Regions from separate parts of the Homo sapiens genome. Here region 2 is linked to region 1. A link is an interaction called in ENCODE POLR2A ChIA-PET data of the cell type or tissue named here. Cell type or tissue: Panc1. All regions are shown on one strand. Each heading gives the region's core, and the rest is flanking DNA. Links, peaks and the distances in the headings are about the cores only. Region 1 overlaps PLD1 (phospholipase D1). Region 2 overlaps PLD1 (phospholipase D1).

Region 1 (16,107 bases), core at 4,100-12,099:
GATCATACCACTGCACTCCAGCCTTGGTGACAAGGTGAGACCCTGTCTCAAAAAAAAAAAAAAAAAAAAGGCCGGGCGCGGTGGCTCACGCTTGTAATCCCAACACTTTGGGAGCCGAGGCGGGCGGATCACGAGGTTAGGAGATTGAGACCACAGTGAAACCCCGTCTCTACTAAAAATACAAAAAATTAGCCGGGCGTCATGCCGGGCGCCTGTAGTCCCAGCTACTCGGAGAGCCTGAGGCAGGAGAACGGCATGAATCTGGGAGGCGGAGCTTGCAGTGAGCGGAGATCAGGCCGCTGCACTCCAGCCTAGGCGACAGAGCAAGACTCCGTCTCAAAAAAAAAAAAAAGTCTTCCACTGTGAGAAACTTTCTAAATTATATGTTATCATCTATATATGCTTTCTGGTATTTTAAATCCCAAAAATGTGACTCAGGAAATATTTATTAATATGGAACCAGGGCTTTAATCTTCACAGAATGATTTACACAATTTACAGTGATGACACATTTCATTCCAGGGAGGATCGTATCTTTTTAGATTGTCCCAGTTGACTTATGATTTAATCCAAAGTTTAAAAAGAGGGGGCATATTTATTTTGTGTAACAAAGCCTTTCCCTCACCTTTCCTAGCTGTTGCTTCTCATAAGGGTTAAATCCAAACGTCAGTTTTTCAGGGAGCCTTTCCTTGACTCCCAGAGCTAAAGTCACCCTCTGCAATCCCCAGATCCCTCACAAACCATTTTTCCCCTTTAAAGCTCTCATCGCTACCTGAATTTATACAATTTACATTAATTGTCGGCTTAGTGCCTGCATTTCCCCTCTAACAGAACTCCATGAGGGCAGAGACTTCATCTTGTTCACTACTGTTTTCACAGGAGTATGCCACCATCTGGCATACATTAGGCACTCGAAAAATGACTGAATAAACCAGACCATGGCTTCCATTCCTTGAGTAGACGCCTTAGGTTGGGTTGTCCCAGAAGTAAACTCTGAGATACGGATATACGTGTATAAAAGAGTTTAAGACAGTGGCACCAGGAAGCACCAATTAGGGAAGGATAGAAAGAAAGAGCAAGGAAGGAAGCCACAGAGAGTGTATTTTCATGCTTTTTATTGTGGGCAGCTGTGCTGTAAGCCAGCTAAGGAGTTCTGGGAGACAGTGTAGAGACTGCTGCAGAGTCACCCCAACTGAGGAGGATGGGGCTGGACTCCGATCAGTTCTTGGCTGATGGCTGCTCCTGGGAGCTGTTGACACTTCCCAGACTGCTGTGCACACAGACAGGTGGGTTCTGACAGCCTACAGAATTTTTGGTCAAAGAATCACAAATGCTTAAGGTTACAGTCTGAAAACTGTGGTTGGCATGTAGCAGCTGATTTGGGCAAAGTTAACGACTAGGGAGGAGTGGTCAGAAGGAATCCCCAAGTTTCTAAAAGTTAGAGAAGTGTATTTGAAGGCAAATACTTTTTTTAGTATATTATTTCCCTTCTTATTTTAGTAAAACTTCTCTCCCAGCGACAGATCAAGACTCCATCTCAGAAAAAAAAAAAGAAAAAAAACTTTTTTCCCTTACAAAAATTTTCAGTTTTCTTTAGTTTAATCTTCTGATCTTTTCCTTGTAATTTCTTCTGTCCCTTCAAATCCCAGAAAGTAAAGGCCCAGCTTAATGGTATTTTTTTGTTGGTAGTATATCTTAAATCGGTGTGTGTAAAGGTGGATGCCAGTATTAATTTTATATATTTTGAATATACACATAGCTCAATTCCACATTTAAACATAAACACATTTATCATTTTCAATTTGGGGGAAATATTATATACAGATATAAAATATTTATAATTGATTTCTTCAGTGTTTTAATAGTTTTTCAAAATCCCAGTACATTGTTATTGCAACAGTTACTGTCTATTATGTGCCAAACTTGGGGGATACAGATAAGAATCAGATGAGAATATTGTTCCTCAAGGAGTTTTTAGTTGGTAAGACGTAAGATATAAAATAATGTTTTCTGTCTATATTACGCTTACCATGATAAACATTTTTCAGAAATATAAGTGTAAAATTATCATCCCTGAAGTCTGCACAATTTTACTTAAGTTTTTGTTAAAGTGTACAGTTCAGTTTGATTTTTGGTATATTCACAAAGTTGTATAACCATCACCACTATCTAGTTCCAAAATATCTTCATTGGCCCAAAAATAAACCCCATACCAGTATCAAATTAGTAGAAAGCAACCTCCTTCCCATTCCCTGGAAACCCTTTATCTACTTCCGTCTCTACAGATTTGTCTATTCTGAAAATTTCTTATAAATAAGAATGATAAAACATGTGCCTTTTTGTATCTGGATGTTTTCATTTATCCTGTTTTCAAGGTTCATCCACATTGTAGCATGTATCAGAACTTCATATCCTTTTCCATTTAATTTTTAGATTTTTATTCAGATGTAATTCACATATCATAAAACGTACCTTTTAAAAGTTCACAATGCGATGGTTTTTAGCATATTGACAGAGTTGTGCAACCGGCACTACCGTCTTATTTCAGAATATTTTCATCACCCCATAAAGAAACTCCATGACCATGAATGGTCTTCATTTCTCTTTTTTTAATGTATTTTTAATTTCTGTGGGTACATAGTAGGTTTATATATTTATGGGGTATATGAGATACTTTGATACAAGCATATAATGTGTAATAATAACATCAGGATAAATGGGGTATCCATCACCTCAAGCATTATCCTTTATGTTACAAACAACTCATACTCTTTTATAGTTATTGTAAAACATACAATTAAATTAGTATTGACTATAGTCACCTGTTGTGCTATCAAATACTAGATCTTAATTATCCTATTTGTTTGTATCCATTAACCATCCCCACTATCCCCCTCCACACTGCCTTTCCCAGCCTCTGATAAAATCTCCATGAGTTCAGTTGTTTTAATTTTTAGCTCCTACTAGTAACTGAGAACATGTGAAGATTGTCTTTCTGTGCCTGGCTTATTTAACTAAACATAATGACCTCTAGATCCATCCATGTTGCAATGACGGGATCTCATTCTTTTCTATGGCTGGATAGTACCCCATCATGTGTATGTACATTTTCTTTATCCATTCATCTGTTGATGAACACCTGGGTTGCTTCCAAATCTTGGCTATTGTGAATAGTGCTTCAACACAGATGGAAGTGCAGATATATCTTTGATATACTGATTTCCTTCTTTTGGGTATATACCTAGACGTGGAACTGCTAGATCATATGGTAGCTCTATTTTGAGTTTTTTGAGGAACCTCCAAACTGTTCTCCGTAGTCGTCGTACTAATTTACATTCCCATCAACAGTGTATGAGGGTTCCCTTTTCTCCACATCCTCACCAGTATGTTATTGCCTGTCTTTTTGATAAAAGCCATTTTAACTGGGGTGAGATGATATCTCATTGTAGTTTTCATTTGCATTTCTCTGATGATCAATGATATTGAGCACCTTTTCATACACCTGTTTGCCATTGGTATGTTTTCTTTCAAGAAACGTATATTCAGATCTTTTGTCCATTTTTAAATCAGATTATTAGATTTTTTTCCTATAGAGTTCTTTCTGGTTGTTAATCCCTTATCAGATAGGTAGTTTGTAGGTATTTTCTCCCATTCTGTGGTTTATCTCTTCACTTTGTTGACTGTTTCCTTTGCTGTGCAGAAGCTTTTTAACTTGATGTGATTTATTCCTTTTATGGCTGGATAATATTCCACTCTATAGGAATACCACATTTTGTTTATCCATTCATCAATTGATGAACATTAGAATTGTTTCCACTTGTAAGGCTATTATCCATAATACTGCTATTATAATACTGCTATAGAAAAGTTCTATTGTAGACATATTTTTTCAGTTCTCCTAGGTGAATCCCTGGAATTGCTGGGACATGTGGTAACTATGTTTAACAGTTTAAAGAACTGCCAGACTGTTTTCCAAAGTGGCTGCACCATTTTACATTTCCATTAACAATATCTGCGGTTTCTCTACAGAAAATATTCTAGTTTCTCTACACCCTCACCACCATTTGTTATTGTCCATCTCTTTGATTATAGCCATCCTTATGGGTGTGAAATTGTATCTCATTGTGGATTTGACTTACATTTCCATAATGACTAATAACGTTGAGCATCTTTTCGTATACTTATTGGCCATTTGTACGTCTTCTTTGGCTGGCCAATTTGTGCGTTCTTTGTCCTTGGGTTTTCATGAATATAATCTGTACACTTTGCCTACAAGTTCAGCTTTGGGTAGAATATTTAAATGGATGCTGGAATTTGGATTTTAAAATATAATTAAAAATTTGTTCTGCCATTGCTTTTAAAGGATTTATAATTTAAAACTGGTATGTAAAACTAGCCCAAATACCCAGTGTATTAAAACAAACAAATACACAAAACTCACTAATTCCTACCTTTTTGACCATCTGTAGCAGGCTCTTCCCTGACCACAGCAATTCAAGCCTGGTATTCTGTGTCCTCCAGATCTTTTCATTATCATACCTTCTCTGAAAGAGACAGAAAATTAACCCATCACCTTCAAATTTCCCACTCCCACTTAGCTCGTACAGCCTCCCAACATGGGACTAAATAAACCATCTCATTCTCACATGACTTTCCTCCCTACTCTCTCCTCCTCGCTCTCAACTAGCTCAGTGCCCTGTTAGGCCGGGTACCCTAGAGGCGAACCCTAAAATACACTGGTGAGATATAGCCCCTTCAGCATTCGGGGCAGTGTGATTCTGTTGTGCACTACACAGGACCTTAAGCATCCTGTCTCCTGGCTCTAAATGTTGAGTGTTCCCGTTAACTCGTCATTAATGGGTGCAGCACACCAACATGGCACATGTATACATATGTAACAAACCCGCACGTTGTGCACATGTACCCTAGAACTTAAAGTATAATAAATATATATAAATATAAAAAAATGTTGAGTGTTCCCTCCTCAACATTGTGACACTGTGACAAACTAAAAAAGACTCCATGCATTTCCACATGCCTGCACAGGGATGGTCCACCTGCTGTTGAGACCATGGTGCATCTCACCCACAGATTCCAGGACATCTCTGTGTCTCTTCACACCCAGTTCTAGCAAACTAGTTGAGCTAGTTGAGCCATGCCAAAGGAAGCAGAGCACAGCTACTAGTTTTGAAAACAGTATATCTTAATTCTGAAAAATTTGACAAGAAAAAGCAATAACAAAGGCTAAACTTTAAAAAAAACTTTTTTTGAAACAACTACTAACAATGCTCTTAACTAGAACTTGAAAGTTAAGCTCTTTATGTTTTCAAGCTCTAATATTGTGAAGGAAAATTATAAACTTTCATCTGGCTATAAAACATATTTTACATAGTATTATTTTAAAATAATCATCAAAATGAGTAGTAAACATTTAACTTTATAAGGGATTGTAAAAGGAGATCTTATATATTTGATTTTTAATGTATTCTCCTACACATCAGACTTGCTATAGGTATTGAACACTTCCACTGTTGGGTTAGAAAGAATCTGTGCTGTAAGCACGTGACAAAGACAGTGGAGCAGTTGCTACCGTTGTTTATCACAGGAGATGCTCTGATTTGTATGAATAATTCCATCAGTTGCTCTAACTACTGGGGAGAAGAGAAGCTAGCAGTAAAGCCAGGAGGACTCCATCACCATGGCATGCTGCTACGTTAAGTGTGAATGCAAATCAATTTTTCATACTTCTCTTTTAAGGTTTATTGCAACTTACATGCCCTTTGGTCCCAAATCATGGATGAAAGACAGCTGGCTTATATCAAGAAACTCTGTCTGAAAAGAAGCAAAAAATCCATCTTTAGCAAGCAAAACAATTCAAATTTATGCATTAAAAAACATGTATTAGGTATAGCTGTGTGTATATACTGTTTGGTGTGCTCCACAGACTACACAGATCAATAATAATGGCATTGCACTAAAAGAGTGCAGATTAGGAGTATATAAACAATGAAGACACATCCTACTAGATCTTCTAAATCTGAAGAGAGAGATGTGTGCCTTAATACATAGAGATAAAATGCTCAAGAAGCTTGGAGAGAGAGAGAGAGAGAGTTTATTCTCAATATTCTTTCATGTTTGTTTTTGTTGCACGGGATGGATATTGTGTGGCACAGTGTACACTCAAACAATAAAAGAATGTGAGAAGCAAGTGATATTGGTGCAGGATCTGGAAGATGGACTGGATTTGGGCCCACAGTGTGAAATGGGAGATGAATGGGGGGCTAGAACAGAAGGTCAAAAAGGTTATAGGATGTACAGTTGGGTTACAGTGAATAAGATGAAGGAAAAGAATAAAAAATTAAACAGGCTGAAAAGAGAATGGGGAGGGCTTTGAACATCAGGCATAATGAAAAGAATTATTTTTAATGAGTTGAAGAGGAAGAGAATTTTAGGCCCACCTTCACTGTATTAGAAGGTTAAAAACTGTAAATATTATAACAACAACTGTGGCTGTGTTTACTGAGTGCTAACTATGAGTTGGTGTTATGCTAACCATTTTTCATGCATTATCTCAAACCCCTTTGAAGCAGGTGCTACTTTTCCCATTGTACAGAAGACGAAACTGAGGTTTAGTGTAAGGGTAAGCAAATATTTTCTGCAAAGAGCCAGACAGTAAATATTTTGGGCTTTGTGGGCATACATTCCATTTTGCATCTACTTCGCTCTGCTGTTGTAGCACGGAAATAGCCATAGACGCATACATAAACGAATAACTGTGGCTGTGTTCCAATAAAACCTTATTTATGGATATAAAATATGAAGATAATCTAATTTTATGTGTCACAAAATATTATTCTTTTGATTTTTTTTCAACCACTTAAAAATATAAAAACTATTCTTAGTTCACAGAACATACAAAAACAGGCAATGGGCAATGGGCAGGATTTGGTCCACGGGCCCTAGTTTGCAGGCCTCTGTTTTAGAGAAGTCAAGTAAGTTGTCCAAGATCACATAGTTAAGAAGGGATTAACTCAGTATGGTTAACTCATTATGAAGTCAGACCAAAGTCAGCGCCCTCAAAACCAAGCTGGAAGAGCAAAATGTCATTCAACATTTATCTAATTCAAATTGAGTTCCTTGCATATTCTAGGTAGGTGAAAGCTAGATGTAAATGTGGAGGCATAGAAGGGAAAAACAAATCAACATTACATAATGTTTAGCATATGCAGATTTGCAGATCGTTTTGAAAAGTGACCAACAATAAGATCAGTTCCTTAGGCCATGTCAATAGCAGCCTTGATAGACCAACAAAGACTAAAAAGATACTCTCCCAGCATTAGGAAGCAGACGGGAGACCAGATATGGAAAACACTACCCTCAATGAAGTTCTGTGGGATGAACCACACTAGATACATGTGAAAGTAGTTACAGAGTTATAGAATAGTGGAGGGCAACCACTTCCCAGCTGACATGACATCACAGAGGCAGGGGCATTTGATCTAGGTTTGTAAATGGGATTAGTAAAACAAAAGTTTTCCATGTAAGTTTTATATGTGATTGGACATATCTAACACTACTCTTGTAAAAAAAAATTACAAATATCTCAAGGCGTCCATCCTTGTAAGGTTCATTTAAATGCTTGCATTTTTCTCTTTTCTTGGGGTTATTTGCAGAAAATAGGTCTTTAAAATTCAAAAGGACTTAAATATCTTTTTAAAATCCTAAGTCAAAGGTATCTTCATACAGCATTTTTTAAATTGAGAATTTAAAAAGTCAAGGTCTCAGTCAGGCATAGTGGCTCACGCCTGTAATCCCAGCATTTTGGAAGGCTGAGGTGGGTGGATCACTTGAGGTCAAGAGTTCAAGACCAGCCTGGCCAACATGGCAAAACCCCATCTCTACTAAAAATACAAAAATTAGCCAGGTGTGGTGGTGCATGCCCGTAATCCCAGCTACTCAGGAGGCAGAGGCTGAGGCAGGAGAATCACTTGAACCCGGGAGGCAGAGGTTGCAGTGAGCGGAGATCGTGCCCCTGCACTCCAGCCTGGGCAACACAGCAGGACTGTCTCAAAAACAAACAAACAAACAAAAAACACCTCAAGGTCTTTACATTTCATTTCTTATATAAAACAGTGATTCAGTATCATGCATTTTTATCTGGTTTGTGAAAATGCTTCTTAATTGGAAAAGGTAATCCTATGGGTTATTGGAAATGATTCACAGATTGCCAGCCATAAAATCCAAAATATTTTAAAATCCTGAGTCATAACTTTTATCTCTGGAGAGCAGACAAATAATGTCAGTCCTAGTTTACATTTGAAGACTATAGTCTACTACAGAGGCATAACTAACTTATGCAAAGTCCCAGAACAACCGAAGGGAAGAATAGGAAATGAAAACAAAAATCAAGGAAGCCACTAATCTAATGCCTGGATATTTTCTTATTTACATAGCTGTTATCATCAAATAGTTGACAACAGAAATATTCTCTGAAATCATTCAGAAATCATAACTTTTGGAGTATATCATAACAAAATTGCTAAGCGTAAAGAATCTCAGCTAAGTAGACACATTAATAATGTAGAAAATTGAAAGTTACACATTAATATGAAATTTAATTTATCCTAATGGCTTAGTAAAGTTTGACTGGAGAGAGATTTCCAGAAGGAACCAGGCCTATTATACAGAAAAAAAAATCTGGCAATAAACGTTTTTCTAATACAGAGTTATCAAATTGAAAGTAAATGTGTCAGGGTCAACTGAGAGGCAAACCTAACTAATAAAAATTGAAATTTAACAAAGATGATGTTGTCCAAACTTCTTAGTACATCTTCAGTGATAAGAATTCCATTATCCATTTGGGCAAGTGATTCTCAGGAATAAGAATTTAAAGATCAATTTAGCCTAACGGCATTTCGCAGGGCTTATTCCATTGATCTTTTGAGTAATGTATAATCAATACCTTTTTGTCTTTGTTTTTTTGGCAAAGGAATTTGTAAAATATGAATACAATTGAAATAATGTTGCAATGCAATAATGTTCTTGGCACTAGGTGGAAAGTGGTCTCAAGTAAAAAATTCCAACATGATCTACCAATTGGATACTAAAAACGTTAGAGAAACAGAGAAGCAAAAATATTTCCATGCCAAGAGACAAGCAACAAGCCCTAGGGGTAACAAAAAATCCTGAAAATTACTTGGCAATCACGTACACACTGCCCCTTCCACCCATCCTTGTATTGTAAGAGAAGGGTGACTTTCAGAGGCTCCTTTTATTTACCAGGTAGCAAAAACTCAAGTAAATGGCCAGGTGGGAAATTATCAGATACAAGGAAGGTAAGAGCATTGAGTTGGGCAATGTCCTTGTAGACTCAGGTACTCCAGGAAAGGCAGGGAACAAAGAGGACATCTAATCTATGAAGGAAACTGGGAGGCTGGGCAAAGGCCTAAAGTCCTTCTCAACGCTAAGACTCAATCATAAGAAAGAAAATATTTCCCTTAATTTGAAGATGCAGCTGTTCAAATTAGTATAGCTTTTCCCTGTTGGAATGAAAACACTGTGTGCACGTTTATTCTTTACCTACTCTTCCCCTCAAGTTAAAGTTCATTCTACAAAACAAGGGAGAGGTGAACTCAGTATTATTGATCTGTGGGATGTTTTACCCAAGGATTTCAAGCTAATCACCTTCTTGGGGATAAGAAATCTGAGTCACATAAGTTAAATGATTTACTTCAAGGTAGAGATACGATCCTATCACCTTAGGGCCCTTCTCTTGGAAATTGTACAATTTGTTCCATTTCTAGATTTTAATCTCAGGTATGAAAAAGGTACATTTATTGCTCCTTATTCCTCTGATTTTAATTCCCTGGAAGATAAGCATTTTCCAGTTACTAATTAAAATGCCTAGCTAGTGAGTTCTCTACTACAGCCAGCACTAATACAATTTCAGAATACAAAAGGAATTCTTGTTTGAGATTTTTTTGTATGTTATTACACAACTCAGATATTGCTATTTTTTTACATATTTATGCTTAGGGTAAAGAGGAAATACATTTGTCCCCATTTTACAAATGAGCAAAGAAAACTGAACAAATCACCAATGGTCTCTGAGGCAACTGTCTGATCATGACTACACTAAAACACTAGGATGCTCTCCTTTGCAGAACCACAAGAAGGAAAAAAAAAAAAAGAATTAAAAGCAGAGGAAGTCTTCATAATCATGGGAGAGAAGGTCTGAGCACAAACCCAACCAATGGCTGTATAAAAGTGAGAGGAAAGAACTGTCCATGTCTAATTTCAGAGGCTACTTAAGAAAAATAATGTCAGTGCTTAGAACCCTAAACCAAATTCCTTTGGGGAAAATCCTATTATACAAACACCTTTATAATAAATCTATCTCCACTTTTTTTTTTTTGGCAGAGTCTTCCTCTATAACCCAGGCTGGAGTGCAGTGGCGCAACTGTGGCTCGCTGCAACCTCCGCCTCCCGGGTTCAAGCGATTCTTCTGTCTCAGCCTCCCAAGTAGCTGGGATTAAAGGCGCCCACCACCACGCCTAGCTAATGTTTGTATTTTTAGTAGAGATGAGGTTTCACCATGTTGTCCAGGCTGGTCTCGAACTCCTGACCTCAGGTTATCCACCTGCCTTGGCCTCCCAAAATGCTGGGATTGCAGGCATGAGCCACTGCGCCCAGCCCTGTCTCCACTTTTTAAAGTGGTCTAACTTTACCAAGACATTTCTAAGCTGATCATAGCATTTTAGTTTAGTTCTCAAACTCCTGATGATAAGAATCACTTGAGCTATTTGTTAAACACACTTATTCCAAATACAGATCTGGATGGCCCTATAGAGATTAAGAACATATCCTATTCAGTCCCTTGACCTATGATCCATGATTCTATCTGCTTATGGACCTGAATTAACTTAAAATAGGTTTGTTTTATACTTATAAAAGTATAAATTTATTATATACATGTTAAAATAACTTTTAATATGCTTTTTACAGACAGTAAAGCATTTTTTAACAGATACTTTTTTAGTATTTCTCACAATTATTGAAGAAAACATGTAAATTCCAATCTCATTTCACAAATATGAGGCAGAGGTCTACAGATCTAGTCTTTAGGCCAGACTACATTTAAAGAAAAAGAATGTTAGAGAATTAATGTATATCAAATTGTATCCTATGCTTGAATCATATTGAACAATTCAGCTGTTGGAGAGAATAATCTCAGTAACCATCGAAAATGAGAGGGAGGCTGGGCACGGTGGCTCACGCCTGTAATCTCAGCACTTTGGGAGGCAGAGGCGGGCGGATCACAAGGTCAAGGGATCGAAATCATCCTGGCCAACATGGTGAAACCTCGTCTCTACTAAAAATACAAAAATTTGCTGTAATCCCACCTGTAGTCCCAGCTACTTGGGAGGCTGAGGCAGGGGAATCACTTGAACCCGGGAGGCGGCGGTTGCAGTGAGCCGAGATCATGCCACTGCACTCCAGCCTGGGAAACAGAGCAAGACTCCATCCCAAAAAAGAAAAAAAAAAGAAAATGAGAGGAGAATCTATTCACAGTCAGTTGCTAATGAGGCTTTCCCTTCCAAAGGAAATGTTTACAGGTCACTCTGGGATTTCTAAATACAACATGGCCTAACTTTGAAAATATTTTTATGACTGGAAAAGTCATTAAAAAGAACACTTTTTAAATCTAAACATTCTTTAGTCAACAGTAGAATCCCAAATGTAGAAAAGTACATGAAAAGAGAAGAATGAACTCACCAAGAATGGTTACAGCCAAAAGAAATAGTAAAAGTAAAGTCACAGGCAGGCAGAAAAGTAAAAGAAATGGAAAATTATTGCATATGGATACTAATACACATTTAAATAGTTGTCTGTTAAAGAAAATAGCATGTCGGATTTCAGACAACACAACAGGAGGTATCATTTTTATTAACAATAGTAGTAGTATCCTTATTCATTGTTATTTCAACAATACAAGTTCCTGAGTCCTAGAAGAAAAGAAACCCCTGCCTCCCATCATCCTTCTCTTGAGATCCTCTGGTGCAACCCAAATTCCTGTTTTCCTGAGAAAACCCTTCTCCAGGTTTATGAAGACATAGAAGCTCCCTCAAGTCCATTGAATGCCCCAGTGCAAGCTGCTGCTGGAGGCAGGTAGTGACCTGGATCCAGGTCACCTGTGTGTAATGGGACAGCTGGATGTATATTTGGACCAGACTCCAAACCATGTGCTGCAAGGCAGCAGGAAGGCAGCTCCTGTCATGAGAAACTCGCAGAGCCAAATGCTCTTGCATCCTCTCCAAAATACACTAAAGTCTTTACTGTTTCAGTTTATGTGTTTATGTGATGCCATTCTCTAAACTAGCGGACAAATCACAATTGCACCAACTCTAGAGTTCTGCACATATATAATATAGATGCATACAGCCCCCATAACCATACAATTCATACAAATGCATACATACATACGATAAACCATGCATTCTCAGTTATCCAGGCCTCTGAATAATTGAAGGCTAAACCTTTAAAAACACCCCACCTTTAATAGTGCAGAGCTACTTGTTTGCTGACACTAGAAAACCCACTCCCTCCCTGCTTGCCAGCTGCATACCCCAAGCTTAATCTCTGTGGCTGCATCTAAGCCCCATCGCCTCTTCTTTCTTTACTTGGATTCCTCAAGGGTTTTTTCTTTCCTAGCTTTTCTCATGCTTCTCACTTTCACATGAAAAGACATGCCTTTAACAGGCATGACAAACCAATCAGATGGCAATCGCCCTACGCACCACAAAATCTTCAGGCATTCAACTCCACTCAACTGTTTTCATCACTTACTACTCAACAGTTACTCTTTGTAGCTAAAAAATGCTTTTTGGCATTATCCTGGAAACCTGAGAAGAGAAGAAGGTTGATTTCTAGATAATCTAGCCTATAGCAGGATTTCAAGTTCATTTAAATCTATTGTTATAGACATATTAAGTTCTACTCAACTTTTTAAAACAGCGTCACACCACTGTAAACTGGATCCTTGCTGTAAAATCAACTTTGTATTCACTTAATTTATTTTAATGCAAGGACGAATGTAGGTGTGGATACAATCACTTGTGTTATTAAAATGATCCAAAATTTAGCTGACAATTTACTATAGTGAAAATTACTCCAAACTTAAATCACTGACTAGTACTTACTGTGGCATGATAGTTTCTATACATGGGCATTTTTAGTATCTTTGTCAAGTAATCTTCCAGTTGTTTCTGTAATGCAAATATTTTAGATAAGTGTTAACATGGTCATATTTATTTTTAAAAATTAAACAGTAGTGACAATGATGAGATCATCATTTTCATCTTAACTTCTACAAGTTATTCAATTATTTATTAATATAATCATGGAGCAAGGAATCCTGAATAGCATTAAGGTGTTATTTCCATATTTCTCTTGAACTATTATTTAAATATCTTCTTACTGTTTAACTTTCCATATGCTTAGGTCTTCTATAAACTGCTGACAAGCCCTATTATATGTATATAGCTATTATAGCAGGACTTGCTATAAGTTGTTTTAAAGCATTTGTTGATATTACCAAAAACTTTCATTTTTTTTTCAATTCTAACACTGAACTTACTGAAAGATACACTACAAATTTTAAACAGCTTTTCAGGAAACAAAGGTGGAGAAAGGTTAAAAGACTTTCTAGTAGAATGTACTGATTTTAAATATGCTAAACTGTGTGTGGAGGCAGCAGGGGAGTAGAGGGATATAGGCTTGGGGCACTGGAGCAACATATGTCAATCATATTGACCATGATGTAAAATCCAGCATGCTTTTGCTGAATCACTAAGTGTCATTTTCAGTTGAATTCATACATGTGCACACAGTAAACCAAAACTATATAATTTTATATGTCTAGGTATCTTGGAAAATATTTGGTCCAGATGCCTACAAAGATTTTAAACAAGATGACAACTACAAAGGAGAAATCAAACATTCCCTCTGGAACATAAACATTTCAGATTACAAAACAGAACTGACAGAAATTAACAAACACTTGTTCATTTTCTAGTAAAAAAAATTAATTGTCCACACTCTGCAGCACCCATCTTGGAAGCAGAGCAGGCAGAAGTGCCCCTCCTCTGGAGTTTTCTGTCCCAGTGCTGTGCCTGTCTGTACTCCGTCAGACTCTTCTCAGGCCCTAACTGCTCCATCTATAGTTTAGGAATGAGATTTTACATATATTTAAGATGGGCTATTACAAACACGGAAACTTATGTATGGAAAATATTATTTTAAAAGAGTAGATCTCAAAACCCACAACAATGAGTTCAATCTTTGACTCACAATAAGCCCAAGGAGATTCTAGCAGGGAGAACAGCTTCTTCATAATGTCAAGGCCTAACCAAGAACGCTCTTCCTCTTCTGAGAAAATGCACTGTATGGCTTGGGGAAAGAAGGGACTGCCTAACTAGTTCCAGAAAAGCTAAACCAGCCTGGGGATCAATGAGTGGATGAGAGGAGTTGTAGCCAGGCCTACTTCACCCCTCAGTAGATGCTGTGTTTCTACAGCACTGCAAAATTAGGTTTAAAACCACAGAATAGTGAAGAAACTTACTCTTCTACCAAGGAATTGTTCTTCTCTTATCATGTTTTCAGATGAACGGGGCAAACTGGGCATCTCTCGAGGCTCCTCTCTGACGTTTTGCCTCCTAAACGTGTGTCTAAAACACAAACACACAGAATGCAAACACCTACTAGATTATTCTGTGACTATGACTTTAGTATGTCTTTCATGAGACGGCATATTTTTAAGAGACTATTTAATTGAAAATATCTACCAACAATAGACTAGTTAGCCGATATTGTGAATTAAATACACTTTTTATTTATTTATTTTAAAGATTGGATGTACTCTGTCACCCAGGATGGAGTGCAGTGGTACAATCATGCTCACTGCAGTTTTAAACTCTTGGGCTCAAGCAATCCTCCTGTTGTAGCCTCCTGAGTAGGTAGAACTACTAACTATCACCACGTGCCACCACGTCCAGCTAAATTTTTAATTTTTTTATAGGGAGGAGGTCTTGCTACGTTACACAGGCTAGTCTCAAACTCATGACCTCAACTGATCCTCCTGCCTCAGCCTCCCAAAGTGGTGAGATTACAGGTGTGAGCTACCACACCCAGACAAAATACACTTTCCATTCAACTTGTATACTGGCATAATTAATTCCAAAATGGTTACCTTCTAGTGGGAATGGGGATGCGGATAAAGGCTTTGTACTTGAGCAGCTCTCTGTGAAATTCTTGAAAATGCTTGAATTTCCTCTTAACTTGCCATTTAAATTCCCCATGTGTTAATTCAATAGTGTAAAGATTAATACTTGGTACCTACAGTGATACATAAAAATGTTTGATATTTTAGATAACAACAAAAATTCCAAAAGCTTTCAGTGAACAATATTTAACTAGTAACAGAGAAGTATACTTAAGTCCAGCCTACTTATTTTGTGTAAGTACTTAAGTAAATTTGTTTCAAAAGCAGCCAATTGCAGAAATAATATTCTCTAAATGTTCACTTGATGAATTACATAAGACAAACTTTCAATCACACGAGACGATTCCTACAAACGCTGTTCCTCCAACATATGTGCGTGTATGCATCCACGCACACACACACCTGAAATGAAGAACTAGGTGGAGGAGACAATGAGAAAGGCCCTAATTAGCCTTCAGGGGTCCAGTCCACAAATATAAGCCGTGCACCAGGCAATTGGCAGGGGTGAGACGTATTGTATACTAACAGCACCATCTTGGCTGTTTTTGTTCTTCAGAAATGGCACGACATGCCTTCTCTCCTTCTCTTGTGAAACACATTCCAAGGTCCAGCCTTGTCTATACCACCCACCCACCCTAAGGAACCACCAGTGTTAAGGAGGGGTGGGTGGAAAAAGTGACTGCAGTAATGAGTATACAGTGTATACTTGTATAATATAATACATATGTATTATTATTACTAAATCTTTGTAATAAACCTATAATGTAAGCACTGTTATACCCTTTATTCAGAAGAGGAAACAGGAACAGAGAGGTTAAGTCACTCAT
Region 2 (16,107 bases), core at 5,511-13,510, 61 kb after region 1:
GGTTTATATACATAAGTCTGAGATTCAGGACTGGGGTTTATATACATAAGTCTGAGATTCAGGAATGGGGTTTGGATATGTAAGTCTGAGATTCAGGACTGGGGTTTAGATATTAATCTGAGGACTGGGGCTTGCATACATAAGTCTGAGATTCAGAACTGGGGTTTGGATATATAAGTCTGAGATTCAGGAATGGGGTTTGGATATGTAAGTCTGAGGACTGGGATTTGGATCCATAAGTCTAACATTCAGGACTGGGATTTGGATACTTAAGTCTGAGATTCAGGACTGGGGTTTGGATACATAAGTCTGAGATTCAGGACTTGGAATTCAGGTGGCTTTAAACGTGGTAGTTAGCTTTAAGCAACATATTTTCACCACAGACTGACTGAGGGTGAATAAAGGAGGGATGTCTGAGGACTGACACTCAGGACTCTCCAACATTTAAATACCAGGAAGAAGAGATGGGTCCAGTAAAGGGGGCCAAAAAAAAAAATGCCAGTGGGGTAGTAGGAAACCCAGGAGAGTGTGGTGAGAAAGACAGAAGCCAGGTGAAAAGAGTGCGTCAATGATAGAGAGATCAATTATGTCAAAGGAGCTGAGAGATGAAGAAAGAGGAAGATTGAGAACTGACCACTGGATACAGAAACATGGAGGTCACTGATGTCCTAAAGAGTGGGCTCAAGAGAAATTTATGCAAAAGCCTAAAAAGTGGGCTCAAATGAGAATGTGACTACAGGGCATTGCTGAGAGAAATTAAAGACCTAAATAAGTGGATATACCGTGTTCACGGATTAAAAGACCAAATATTGTTAAATTTTCTGTTCTCCACAAACTGATCTATAGATCCAACACAATACCAATTATAAACTCATCAAGCTTTTTTGTACAAATTAATAATCTCATTCTTAAATGTGTATAGAAATTCAAAGGATTTAGAATATCCAGAGCAACCATAAAAAAAATAAAACTAAAGTTGGAGGACTTAACACTACCTGACTTCAAGACATCGTAGTAAGTCTATAGTAACCAGGACAGTGTGGTACTAGTACAGGATCAACAAATAGATCAATACAACAGGATAGAGAGCTCAGAAATAGATGCACACTTACATGGTCACTCGATTTTCATGAAGGTAAGAGAAAAATCCAATAGAGAAAAAAAATGACTTATTAACAAATGATGGTAAAAAAAAAAAACTAAATATCTATATAGCAAAAATAAATAAATCTCAACCATGACCTCACACCACACTCAAAAATTGAGATGGATCATAGACATAAATGTAAAAACTAAAATTATAAAGCTTTTAGATATGGCTTAGAAAGCAATCAACATAAAAAGAAAAAAAAACAGACTTAGCCAAAGTTCAAAATTTCTGTTCATCTAAAGTCATCATTGAAAAAATAAATAAGAAAGCCACAGCCTGGGATAAAATATGTGCAAATCATATATCTGACAAAGAACTAATATTTTATAATACATAATGAATGCCTACAATTCGATAAAAGTGAGCAAAAGATTTGACTGGACATCCACAAAGGAAGACAGACTCGTGATCACTAAGCATATGAAAAAGTGCTCCATGTTAATATTCACCAGGGAAATTTAAGAAAAACGCAATGAGGTACTGCTACATCCCCACCAGAACGAGTAAACATTAAAAAGACCGTCAAACCCAAATGCTGGCAAGGATACAGAGACAGCACAACTCTCATTCACCATGGGTCACAGTGTAAAACTACAACCAGCTTAGAAAAAAGTCTAGCCGTTGTTTATAAAACTAAATATGCACCTATCCTATGACCCAGTTATTTCATTCCAAAGTATTTATCCAAGAGAAAAGAAAACACAGCCACAAAAAAAGACTCCATTCACCATAGTCAAAATCTGGAAGCAACTCAGGCATCCACCCGTAGAAAAATGAATAAACAACCTGTTGTATCATCAAACAATGGAATGATACTCAGCAGCTCAGAAAGGAATGGATTCACTCAGAAAGGAATGAATGACTGATACACATGATATGAATACATCTCAGAAACATTACGCTGAGTGAAAGAAGCCTTACATAAAAGAGTACATACATTGTATGATTCAATTTTGTTAATCTTCTAGAAAGGCAAAAATAACATATTGTGGGAAAAAAATCAAAACAGTGGTTGCCTCTGGCAGAGCATAAGAGGGTGGTCTGGGGACTAACTGGGAAGCAACATGAGGGAACTTTCTGTGGCGATGGTCATGTTCTGTACCTTGAAAAGGGTTTGGATTGCAGAGGTGGTACATGCATTTTTCAGAACTCTGAATGGTACACTAAAGATTTGAGCATTTCAGTGTATATAAATTTTACTTCAAAAGAGAACTATAAACAAATAGGGAAGGAAATTAATCATATGTACCCTGAAATGTTTAGGAGTGAGTGTACTGATGCCTGCAACTTACTTTAAAATGTATCCAAAACATAAATTGAATTGATGAAAGGATAAAGGGATAGATGGGTGACAAGACGTATGTTCAAGCAATAAAGCAAACTATTGATTGTAGAATCTAGGTGGTGGCTTATGGGTGTTCACCTTAACATTCTTTCAACTTTCCTGCATGTTTGAAATGTTTACAAGATGTTGTTAGAAGAGAATGTGGGGTAAGGAATTGGAGACAGTGAGAACTGACAACTTATCAGAGTTTTGCTTTAAAGAGGAACAAAGATATGAGGCAAATCTGGAGGGAGATGAAGAATTAAGAGGAGGTATTTGTAAAGAAGGAAGACATTATGGAATGTTTGAATAAGAATGATCCTGTAAAAAGAGGAACTTTAATGAAGCTAGTGGGCAGAAACTATGGAAGCAGAGTTCTGAACAGGCAAGAGCAACAGATGGGGTCCACTGGGGTGCAATGGATGTCAACCAGGAGGATGCACGTTTGTCCATGGTAAAGAGCAGGGGATGGGGGACAGATGATGGATGGATGCAAGAGAATATGGGAGCTGGGAAACTGCTTCTAGTTTCCCAGTGATATAAGCAGTAAGATCCATGGCTGAAAGAGAGAGTCTGGGAAGGGATGTTAGGGGTTTGAGGAAAGAAACAAAGGTGTGAAATAGTCACCTGGGAGAGTGAGTTTACTAGGGAAGTAGGGTTGCCAGAGAGGGCTGAGTATCAGTGGAGGCAGGGGTGGAGGGTGGCGTGATTAATTTAATGTCATCAGAGTGTTGTGTGTGTGTTTTCCAGGAATGCTCCGTGGTTTGGAAGAAAGTGTAGAGTTATGCCTGAGTAACTGTGATTTTAACCAGGGTTGTGTTTTGCAGGAGACTAGGATAGAAAGAGGAGAGAGGCAAGTAGAGTAACCACAACAGTGGACCAAGCAGATAAGGTGAGTAAAGTGGAAAGTTAGACTACACAGGGCATTAATGGAAAGTAAAAAGGTGGCAGAGTCAAAGGAGTGGACGTAAAAGTGTTGATCTGAGGATATTACAAGACAGAGCATAAAAGTTGGCAGATGGTAGAGCTGGGATTTAAATCTAAATGTTTGACTCCTGTTTTTTTTATTTTATTTTATTGATTGAGATAGGGTTTGTTTGTTTGTTTGCCTGTTTATTTGTTTGTTTATTGAGACAGGGTCTTGCTCTGTCACCAAGGCTGGAGTACAGTAGTACAATCACGGTTCACTACAACCTCTGCCTCTCAGGCTCTAGTGATTTTCCCACCTCATCCTCCCGAGTAGCTGGGACTACAGGCACGCACCATCACACTCGACTAATTTTTGTAGTGATGTTTTTGTAGAGATGCAGTCTCCCTATGTTGCCCAGGCTGGTTTCAAATTCCTGGCTCAAGTGATCTGCCTGCCTTAGGCTACCAAAGTGCTGGGATTACAGGTGTGAGCCACTGCGCCCAGCCCACCCTCTTAACTGTAACACTCTCCAGCATTTTCAGGACTCTTGTCTTATACTCTCTGTGTCTGGATAGTATGTGTACCCATTTGGTCTTTTCAAGACCCAGGGGTATTATTTGACTTCATATTCTTAAAAATAACTTCTACGGAAGTGATTTTCTTTCATAGAATGGGAAATATAAGACACATAAAGAGCTGGTGTAATTTTTGAACCCTTCAACAAATTGGCTATCAGAGAAAAATGTATCCTCCTGTCTCAGCTCAACTCTTTGTGTCTTATAGTTCTCACTCCTAAAAAGCACATGTTGCTGCTTGGAACAAAACAAATACCACATTTGGAGGATTTGAAGAAACTAGTCTCAAAGTAATTATTTCAAGAGAATTTATTTTAAAAACATGTAAGCACTAAGTCACCTCATTCTCAGAAGGAAAAAAAAAAAAAAGACAGTAGCACGTGTTCAGGCATTCAGAATTTTAGAGGGACCGCTAATTGTGTATTTAAGAAACCATTTGAATAACATTTAAGTACCCAGGAAAAAAAGTCCAGATTCCCTAGCCTGACCTTCCACTATTAAAGTCCAGTCTCTTATCATTCCCCTGCACACATGCCATGTCCCAGGCAAATGAATTAGCCCCATTCTTCCCAAAGAATGTCTCATCTCTGAGCTTTTCCTCTTGCTGTTCCCTCCCCTGGATCACCACCACTGCAACCTGCCCAATCTTTCCATAGACATCCTATTTTTCTTCAAGCTCCAGCTCAAACACAGGCTCCAAGCCAGACAGTGACCACACTCCTCTAGAACCACCAAAGCTTTTTACCTGCCACACATAAGGCATCTATCACTTTGTATCTGGTATCATAGCTACCTATAGATAGCAAATATCTATAGAAACTCCCCCCTTAGAGAGAATCATCTAATATTTGAATCTGGATCTCCATATTTACCATTGTAGTGGACACCTCACACAGTGCCTGGCATATTATAGTCAATTAACAGCTAATAACATACAAATACATATTTTAGACGGAATCATAAGGAAAAGTTAAATACAGTGTTAGGTGCACCTATTTTAAGCTCGGCATTCTGTCTCTGAAGTACAGACAGAGTACTACAGGAATACTACAGTAAGTCCTGTACAGATCCAGATTTTATTGTTGTGGGATACTGCCAAAGTATCCTTTGAAATGTTTACTCCAATTTAAATGCTTGTCATAAGGTTGGAAGAGAGCCTAGATCTCAACAATTTATGTTTATGTCTTACCTCTATTCTGTTCTCTATTCCGACCGAATACGGTATGAGTTACAAAAGTGAGCCACATATATAATTTTAAATTTTCTAGTAGCCACATCAAAAGTACAATGAAATAGGTGAAAATAATTTAATGAGTTTATTTAACCTAATTTACCAAAATACTGTGTCATGTCAAAATGTGATCCACACAAAAATTATTAATGAGATATTTTACATTTCTTGTGTACTAGGAAATCCAGTGTCTATTTTTTTTTTTTTTTTTAGATGGAGTCTTGCTCCGATGCCCAGGCTGGAGTGCACTGGCATGATCTCAGCTCATGGCAATCTCCGACTCCCTGGTTCAAGCGATTCTCCTCCCTCAGCCTCCCGAGTAGCTCGCATTACAGGCACGTGCCACCACGGCAAGCTAATTTTTGTATTTTTAGTAGAGACGGGGTTTCACCATGTTGTTCAAGCTGGTCTTGAACTCCTGACCTCATGATCTGCCCGCCTTGGCCTCCCAAAGTGCTGGGATTATAGGCGTGAGCCACCACGCCCAGCCTCCAGTGTCTATTTTACACTTAGAGCACATTTCAACTTGGACTGGCCACATTTCAATTCTCAAATAACCACGTGTGGCTAGGGGACAATATACTGGACAGTACAGGTCTAGAACATCCCTGTGGGCAGAGGCTGCTTCTTTCAGCCCTGTACTCTCTACAGTGATTTACCCATTCAATGGGATTAAATGCAACAAGCATGTAAAAACCAAAGTGTTAAAGCACTAAACAGTGCTTACCACACAGGAGGGGTTCAATAACTGCCAGCTTCCTTTCCTTCACATGCAGTAGGCCCTCAATAAATGTTTCTTGGGTTGACTTTCCAAACTGGAAACAGTATTATAGGATTAAGGCCATCAGGCTCCCTTTATTCTGCTCAGCAGAATAAAGCAATCTTGTCACCTTAATGTAGGTTCGTGGCACATTTTCCTGGCAGAAGAATAATTACCCACCAATAAACTTTTCCAACTATTTGGAAATAGCAATTTCTCAGAATAAATAAACTATTATCCTGCTCTTCATCAATCCCAGTGAATCTGATTTTAAGCAAACCTGTAGGATTCATTTATCCCTGGCTGAACTAATAAAAGTGAATTTCTGAGTCCAGGAAGATAAAGAAAAGATCCAGTAAGATTGTCTTTCTAAACCAAGGAGCAGCCACCCTCAAGTCCATCTGGAAATGGCTGGTAAGACTGATTCTGCATTATAGAATCCTGTCTGCCCAGAGTCAGAGAGAAATGCAGCAATCGAGCTGTCTAAGCAGATACTTGGATATCCAAAGTATTAGAATTATTCTAATCTCAAAGAATTAGACAGAATAAAGAATTAGGAGCACTAGAATATTTTTATCATAATTGAATACTGTTTGAGGACTCAAACAGCATTTCAGAATTTCTTTTGCTCAAAGCAACATTACTGTTCGGGATGGCACCATAAAATTTGTAATTTAAACTTCCATGTCAGTTGAGCTTCTGTGTCGTTTAATTACTTACTCAAAATACAAATCAACATTTAAAGAAATATATTTTATATATAATAAATATCACAAAATATCTCATCTGACAAAACTGCAACTAGAATAGGTAACATGGGAATTTCCTTATGAATTCTTATCTCTTATGCAAACATTCTAGCCAATCAAATAGATCTTTCAATACGTGCAGTGCCTCCGTAGTGATGCCTCATGCTAACTAACTCCCTTCATCGGTAAGTTATCACTGCTTTAAACCTTCAGTCTCTGTCCATCCATTTCCTGTTAAATTCCTCCTAGATTCACTCAATTCATCCAGCCAGCCATTCATTAAACAAATATTACTGAGTTCATATCTACAGTAGAGTGCTAGGCACCCAGCACACAACAGAGAGTCAACCAAACATGGTCCCTGCCCTGGAAAGCTTACAGTTGAATTCTCTTCCCAATCAATGCCCATTCTGCTTGTCCACCTCTGGGCCCCTCTGTCTCTCAGGCTACATGCCTGTGCTGAAGTACCAACTAACAGGTAGCTGACCAGGGTTTTACCGAGTCTGTATGGTACATTAGGTGTCTGTAGGGCATGGTCATCTCTGTACAACACAGGCCTACTTTCTGGATTTGTTATGTTGGAATAGATTATCTACCCTGAGTATTTTCCCTTATTTTTGTGATCAAATTACTTTCTCTTGGCAATGCCTTCTTTTTTTTTCATTAAGTACCTGGGTGCCCCCAAGTGGATGATGGTTCTCTCACATTGCAAGAGCTGGTTGTACAAAATGCAGCACCCAAGAACTTCATGACCATATTATCAACCTAGGAGAAAAATGTTATGGATTTGTGCACCAAGAAAGGAATCTAAAATACATTTGCATATTTTATAACTCATTTGAATGTCATCATACCCAGAAAATAAAATTCAGGCCATTTTTCCCTTGTTAATATTCATGGTATGGTGTGGTATGTGTATGTGTGTTGGGGGCATGGTACAAACAAGGAAGGTTGATACAAGTTAAAGAACAGCCACCTTCTATGGAGCAGCAAGCATATTATCACTGAATTCTCATTTAGGAAAAGAAAATATTTTTTCCCTGGTAATTTAATGAAATTTAGATATTATTAGAACCAACTTGGTTTTTTTTAAGAAAAAAAAAACTAGAAAAATATTTTGTAAGAAAAAAAAAATTGTATGATTGTCAGCCTCAAGAAAAAAATTCAGCCGGGTGCAGCAGTGGCTCATGCCTATACTCCCAGCACTTTGGGAGGCTGAGGCTGGTGGATCACCTGGGATCAGGAGTTTGAGACCAGCCTGGCCAACATGGTGAAACCCCATTTCTACTAAAAATACAAAAATTAGCTGGGCATGGTGGTACACGCCTGTAATCCCAGCTGCTCCAGAGAATCACTTGAGCCCGGGAGGTTGAGGTTGCTGTGAGCTGAGATCGCGTCATTGCACTCCAGCCTTGTGACAAGAGCAAAAATCCATCTCAAAAAAAAAAAAATAATAATAAATTAACTTTTGTGTTTGTGAGTGCATCTGCACTTCTTTTTTTTTTTTTTTTTTTTTGTAAAGACTGAAAGGAGTATTTCTGGGCTGGTAAACTGATGAGATGAATGACAGAGTGAGAAACAGGCTTATCAGTTTACCAACTGCTGAAAAAACCAAGCCAGGTTCACAAGGTAACAACAATACAGAGGTGATAGAAATAAATTTTTCCTTAATGCATGGGATTCCTGGATTACTCGTATACCTGCATTCATTCAGTTAGTGCTTCAATAAACCAAGCAGTTTGCCTCTGGTTTTCTAATATCCCGTCTCTCTATTAGCTTCCCAAATAAAAACTCAAGCCAAGAGACAATATAACAACAAATAAAACAAGGTAACAAACTTTTATTACACATTTGTTGAATTGTTTAAAAACTTTTCATGTTTCCTGAACACTCATCCAGGAAAGTACTGTCAAGATGATGACGAAACTCAGTTTATTCCTGGACAAAAGAGCTTTGACACATCTGCTTGTGGTTATCTACGTTCATAAAAACACATCACTGTCATCAAAGGCTTAAGACAAAGAAAAGCATTTATTAAGTTCTGTCTATATATAGTACTTCAACTGCCAACTCTGGTAATTTGTTTGAGCTTAGATTCTCTGCGTCATGAGAGGAGTTGGTTTGCATCTGTTAATGAGACTGTTTTTTTGAACTGTATTCCTTTACTCCAATATGTATTGCATAACTACCCTGTGCTATGCACTCTGCTAGGCACTGAGAATTCGAGGATGAATAAAACAGACATTGTCCTCAAAAAGCTGGCAAACTCATGGAGGAGGCAGTCTACATGGCCCAGCCAAAAGTCTACTGTGCACAAACAAAGCTGTGCAAACACAGAGGGGAACAGAAGTAATTCAGCATGCTAAGAAAATGGTGGTCAGGGCCAACTCACCAATGCACAGGATTTTTCTATCTACAGGCAGACAAGGGAGGAAGGGCATCCTATTCAAAGAGCTCCAAAGGAGAAAAGCACATGGCACGTTCTGGAACCAAAAAGCCCTGCAGAGGGCGTGGGACAGAGATGGATGTATGTACATTGCAAGGCTGGAAATAAAGTTGAAAAAAATGCATGGCAGCCACATACAGAAGGGTCTTGAATGACACTCTAAGGCGTTTCAGATCCACTCTTGGGTGATGGGAAGTTCATGGAGGGATTTAAGCTGTAGAATAATGTAATCTAATTTATGCTTCAGAAAGATGGCTCTGTAAAACTAGGTACACGAAGTCAGCAGTATTCCTCAGATAAGAGCCCCTTTGGGCAGTGGCCAGAGTGGGAATATCTGTATACAAAAGACAAAAAAAAGGTACAAATGAGAAAAAAATATTTGTGCTATTGAAAACTTGGACATCTTTCCATTCATTTTAAAAGCAAATTTTAAGTGCTACTAACTTTGATGAGTTCACAATGGCTGATGACCCTCAAATTCTTCACTTACTCTTCACTGTCTATGACAGAGGAGAATAAAGCAGAAAACAAAACAAAACAAAATGCATTAATACCAGTTCCTGATTTTAGCCGATAATGGTAGCATCACTCACTTGCTGCCAGATATCAGAATGAAGAAATACTAACTGCTGTTTTTACCTATGTCTCTCTCTTCATGACTACTAAATAATAGTATGTGATGTGGCTGGGCTGAACCACATTGCCCAGAATTCCCCTTCTTGTAGGCTTCCACGTAGGGTCAAAGGATATTCTCTCCTAAGAGGTGGGGAAAAGAAAGGAGACAGCAACATTTTGCAGCATGCATGTACACACATGCCTTTACCTAGTTATTCAATCAAGTACTAATCTACTGCTGCTGTGAAGGGATTTTGCAGATGTAAGGTATGTAATCAGTTGATTTTAGTTAGTCAAAAGGGAGATTATCCTGAGTAGAACTGAGGTAATCAGCTGAAAGTCCTTTAAAAGAGGGCTTAGGCCCTCCCTGGATTCAGAGACTCCAAGCTTCAGCTCCACTCACAGGGATCCAGCCTGCTCATGGTCTACCTGCCTGACTGGTTGCCCTGTGGATTTCAAGCTTGTTTAGCCAGTCCCACAATTGAGGAAGCCAATTCCTTGTAATAAATCCCTTAATGCATGTAACCTACTAAGTCTGCATCTCTGGTAAACCCTGACTGATTCATGATGTTACGGTTATTACTGTTGTGAGGACACAGAGGAAGACCTCTTGGCGTGGAATCACCCAGAAAGACACTAAAGAATCTCACTCTTGTACTAGCTCTCTCCCAATCTCTTGCAATAATGGCCAGGAGAAGAGAAGATTGTGAGTTAATTTTTCAAAAAATGAGATTTATGATAATTTAGAGATGCACAGTGAGGTGTGGCTATGTTACTAAGCTCTGGCCAATGAGATGTAATTGGGAGTACTGGAATTATGAGACAGGGCCTGCAAAGGAAGCTGGCATGCTCCTCTTCCTCTATTCTCTGTCTGTAATGTAAATATGATGTTGAGAGCCCCAGCAGCCATCTCAGACAAGGGCCACATCCTGGAGGTGGCAGATTGGAGAGCTCTAGAGACTGATGACTTCTAGAGCCGTCATGCCAGCTCCCAACGGACTACTTCTGGACTGTTTATACATGAGAAATAAAGCCACTACCTGGGGGCTCTGATACTTGTAGTGAAACACAATTCCTAACTGATATAAGAATTGTTTTCTTTAGTCTTCCTATTCCCTTAGCAGTAGACTTTTACATCTAAGTTGCTACGTTATCAGGAATAGCTGTATTTAATTTCACTGCTATGTACATAGGACACATTAAGTGTTTAAGAGGATTAGAGGAGACAGCCACAGTAAAAGCTTTTTCGTATTTCTCCATGTTTCTGTGTTTTGGCAAAAGAATATGAGAACTTTTCATAGTCTGCAACAAATGCCTTCACAAAGCCACAAACTTTAATTCCCATGGAATAGAATTTCATATGGCAAGCCTGTGGTTACATCCAAATCCACTTATTCAACAGATTTGTGCTGTAAAAAAACCTCACACTAGCCTATCTCTTTAGATAGGCTCTGTCTTTTCATGTTGGAGTCATCTAATTTTCCCCAAACCAACAACCCTTGCACATGTCTGGGGTATATTTTTTTGCCGAATGCAAACCACATGGTCATTTCAAAGCCTATAATTCAGTTCAGGAGCACTGGGCTTTCTGGATGCTCGTGAACATAACCATCAAGAGTGACACACATTTCTGGCAGTCACCTTGCCAGCTCCAGCTCTATTGTGTCTCTATATCACGGTGAAAAACTGCCTGACACACTAGGCAGCTGACATGTGTAGGGAAAAAAATATCAGGCCTGTGACCAAGGGGAAAATGAAGTGATTAATATGGAAAACACAACAAGAAACATCAAACAGGAAAAAGCTGACACTTCCTATTCCTTTAGCTTCAAGTAAATGTGTTTTCTCCTCACACTGACTGTAAAAGGCTGGATCGAAGTATTGACATGATATAAACGTGTCAGATGTCTTCCTCACCTGGGGCCATTCATAATACTGAAGAGTCTTTCACTCCTTTTTTTTTGTTTTGTTTTAGAGGGAGGGAGGGAGGTGAGGTTAACGTAATCATAACCCTGAAAAGATAAACTTGGGAAACTATAAGCATAAACACAATGGGCCGAAGTGTTCCCAGTGTGAGTCACCACTGTTGTGCCCCAGCTCCTTTGTTCCTGCCATTTCCTTCCTTTCAGAGTTCCGGAACATTCCTCTCTGGCTGGCCTGGCTCCCTTTCCCAACACCATCCCTTAAACACTGGTGTTCTTCAGGCTTCTGAACTCGACCTAGTCTACCTGTAGACTGTGTCTCCTCATTCTATGTCCTCACAGGGAGGTGAGTCTCATAGATACTCATTCATACCCACAGCTTTACTACTCCCAATGCCACCATTCCTTTCTTCTCTTTCTCCTGAAGGCCCAGTGCCTAGTGAACTGTCCTACCAGTATCTATTTCATCAAGTCCCAAACTGAACATAGTCATGCTTTTCTACCTTGCATCTCAATTCCATCCTCTTTCCCTGTCTCACAGCCCAGCCACATATGCACCCTGTACCTCCGTTATTGGCCCCATCATGCACCCAGGGGCCAGTTCCATCCTCTTATCTATTCCACCTTATTTCATATACTAAGAGTAGTGGGGGCTGGGTGGCCCCAAATGAGATTCTTATATTCTGGGAATGCAGATGGATCAGGGGCCCCTGGCCATCCATCAGGCATTCAGTACCACACCAGCTGATCTGCAAGGTGAGAAGGGGGCCCTCAGACACGAAGGTCTCGCTGAGCAAACCAGGGGACAAACCAGGAGAAGGAAGAGGGCCTGTTTCCCTGCCCAGCCCCAGACTGGCTGAGGCTGATGGAGCAAGTAGCTGCAGGAAGAAGTGGAGAGGATTGTCTTTCCCCCTGCCTCTGTGAGTCACAGAGAAACACAGTAAATTTAGGCTCCTGGTGACAAAAGGAGTCAAGGACATTTCTGCAGGGCACATACCAGGTTCCAGCATCTTTCTAGAGCCCCACCCTCCCCCCAGATTTGCAAACTTGAAAAAAACAAGTCCTGGCATGTGACTCCTTTTGGCATAAATCCTCTTCAGGAGGACACCAGCTATGGCTGAGGTGGAGCCTCACACACAAAGCCCTTTGGCCCACGGTCATCAACAAGGAAGCCAAAGCGGAAGACTCCCCAAGGAAGTGGGGCTCTCAAAACACATGTGAGACAATGCCAAGATACCACCAGGAATACCTGAAGGAGACTTGCATTGAAGGTCCTACGGATCCACGTGGGAACACAAACCAGTGAAATTTGCGTGATCTCCACTGACTAGACATCATTTGAACCCTCATGCTGGCAGGGTCTGAAGACATTTCGTAATCTGTCTCCACTTTTGATCCCTACTGTAGCTCCCCTACAAAACATTTCTACAGATTGCTACCAAGGTAATCTTCTAAAATTATAACTCCAGTGGTATTCTGGGCTGGCTCATATAGGCTCCTGAGAGCAGACTGGGAAATTTTCATCAAGATTGGGAAATTTTCAGCAATTTTGTGAGTCAGTTGTTAAACACATAAATCATTAAAAATTAAAATATTAAAAATTGAAGTTACTAAAAATTAAATTATATAAACTTACAATAAATTATATTAAAGCAAAAGTTCTCCATTTATCACTTCTTTATTACTTTTCTATATTTTAATAATGTCTATTGTCTTGAGGTTACTTATGCCTATTTTATGTGTAGTGCAGTCCCCCCTTATCTGTGGTTTCATGTAACTAAAATTTCAGTTACCTGCAGTCAACCATGGTCCAAAAATATTATATCGCTACTTTTGCACTTTGTAGCCATTATTAAGTAAAATACAGTTACTTGAACATAAGCCCTATGATACTGATAAAACCACTGTTAATCTGATCACAGAGATGGCCACCGAGTGACTGGCAATGCTGGCAGGATGGAATGGAGGAGTGCAAGATTTCATCACACTACTCAGAATGGTGCACAATTTATAACATGAATTGTTTATTTCTGGCGTTTTCCACTTATGTCACACTGCCTAGGTTATTCGCCTCACTTCATCTTCACACAGGCATTTTATCATCTCACATCATCACAAGAAGGGGCTGGGAGTGGTGGCTCACGCCTATAATCGCAGCATTTTCGGAGGCCGAGGCGCATGGATAACCTGAGATCATGAGTTTGAGACCAGCCTGGCCAACATGGCAAAACCCCGTCTCTACTAAAAATATAAAAATTAGCCGGGCGTGGTGGCACACGCCTATAATCCCAGCTACTCGGGAGGCTGAGGAAGGAGAATCGCTTGAACCTGGGAGGTGGAGGTTGCGGTGAGCCGAGATCGTGCCACTGCACTCCAGCCTACACGAGGGGAGCAAGAATCCATCTCAAAAAAAAAAAAAGAAAAGTACTGTACAATAAGATATTTTGAGAGAGAGAGAAAAAGAGAGATCACATTCACATAATTTTTATTATAGTATACCATTATAACTCTTCTATTTTGTTATTAGTTATTGTTAATCTCTTACTGTACCTAATTTATATATTACATTTTATCATAGGTATGTATGTATAGGGAAAAAAATCATAGCGTGTATAGGGTTCAGTACTGTTTGAGATGTCAGGCATCCATTGGGGGTCTTGGGGCATATCCCCCTTGGATGAGGGGAGACTACTGGATGTGAAAAGACTACATAATGTTGTGTTGTGCTTCTACCGTGCATCTTTTCCCAATTCACCATAACTTGATACTGGCCATGATGAGGGTAGTTTCATACTGAAATTGACAAACACTATAATCACATCGTTTCTGTTTTGCTAATTGTCTAGGCCTTAGGAGGTGATAGAGAAAATGTTAATAAAATGCCTGGTGCTTGTAGTAGTTACATCGTGAATAAAACAAAAAACTGAGGAAATATTCCTCTAGTATTAAAAAAAAAAAGTACTGGACAATTCATAAAGAAGATGTTCCCTGAACAAGTAAAGTTTTGGGATACACCTTTGCTGCTTCACTTTCAAATTATACAATAATATAAAAAGAAAATATCAATATGTTCTTTCATCAATTGTAACCATGACTAGGCTATGGATACAAGAGTTCAAAAAAAACCAACAGAAATCTGTCTAAATCAATTAGCTATATAGATTTAATGATAAAGAGTATTTTATTACTACTTGTAATTGTGTGCAACACATCTTTTGTATCAGTACAATTTATAATAGACATATGCGCATGCACATTTTCTGGAGAGCTGGTTGTTAAACACTTACAAGCACACCATTATATCATTCTGATTAGGTGTTCCTTTGTTTAAAATCTCTCAATAGCTCCCTTCATTGGCCTCCTTTTACGGACTACTTCAAATCCTCTCAAACTTGCTTCTTATTCCTGCATTGCCATCGCAACCAGTTCCATGAAGAATTTAACCAGCTTCACACAAGTGCAAACTGACAGGCCCACTCACCCCTAGACTCCTCTGTTGCTGTTTCATGTGTCGCCCATGGGAACCTGGCAGTCATACATGTGCAATCCAGAAGTGGGGCCGCCTTTATTCAATGGGAGACAAGAAACATGGATAAAAGCTTCTCCCTTTTTTTCTCTACATAAACTGTGCTGAGTGCATTTCATAAAACTTCTCAGATAATCTCTTGGAATAAAGCAACCAGCTGCCTATAGCAATGATGCTCCAATATTGGTTCCTTGTATTACCATTGCCTCCTTCCCTAGATGACTGTCTCTGGTCTTTCACCCCTGCTCCCTGGATGCCATTCCCAATTAAACCACCTGGCACAAATCTCTGCACAAGACACCACCTATCATCATAGGGTGGGTCCAGGCTCCTTATCTTAGGAGAAATGGCCCTCTGAAACAAGGCCTCCACCTGCCATTCCTGCTTAATTTCCTAGCACATCACACCCAGTCACAAAGAACACACATACTCTTACCCATTTCTTGTGTTTTACTCATGCTATTCCCTCTGCTTAGAATTCTTCCCAAAAGGGTGTTCAGAGAGTTCTAAAACTTTGTAATTTAGTACAACCTCAATATTACAAAGGAGAAAATTGAGGCCCAGAATGGAAAGGTCTGGCCCAAGGTTTTCAATAGTTAATTTAGATAGAGCTAAACACTGTGCTACTTTTTATGGGCTTCTGCTTCTAGTCCCTAAAGTGTCCATGAATATCTCTATTCTAGTTTTGAGAGTCTACTGAATTAAATGTGTTTCCTCTTTCTACTTCCTAGGATATATGGACTTCCATTTCCCTTTAAACTATTGCTCTTTATTGTCTGAGACATTGGTCTCTCCCAAAAGAACAGATAGTAATTTACTCTTACCCAATGATTCAATCCAGTTCCCCAAACATTTGCTGTCCACTTTTTGTAAGTATTTACGATGAGTGCAGTGAAGAA

Evidence for each region. ChIA-PET counts read pairs that join two places held together with the same protein. Peaks named below come from ENCODE experiments on the same cell type or tissue, not always from the same donor. Only the 100,000 strongest peaks of a DNase experiment are listed, where the experiment ranks them.
Region 2: POLR2A ChIA-PET joins it to region 1 with 13 read pairs; 3 of 35 experiments call an interaction of 5 or more read pairs at or near these places.

Annotation. Positions count from the first base shown.
Region 1 is chr3:171,720,245-171,736,351 of GRCh38, forward strand. PLD1 (phospholipase D1) reads right to left here. Exons shown (of 27, transcript NM_002662.5): 4 at 15,248-15,393; 5 at 14,621-14,726; 6 at 13,200-13,265; 7 at 5,774-5,832; 8 at 4,452-4,544. Among named protein-coding and RNA genes, the nearest start is that of PLD1, 82 kb to the right of the region's middle. In Panc1, for the core only: no CTCF peak of the experiment used is centred there; no DNase peak of the experiment used is centred there.
Region 2 is chr3:171,780,057-171,796,163 of GRCh38, forward strand. All of the region lies in intron 1 of PLD1 (phospholipase D1), which reads right to left. Among named protein-coding and RNA genes, the nearest start is that of PLD1, 22 kb to the right of the region's middle. In Panc1, for the core only: CTCF peaks have their summits at 9,218 and 9,417; no DNase peak of the experiment used is centred there; H3K27ac peaks cover 5,897 bases.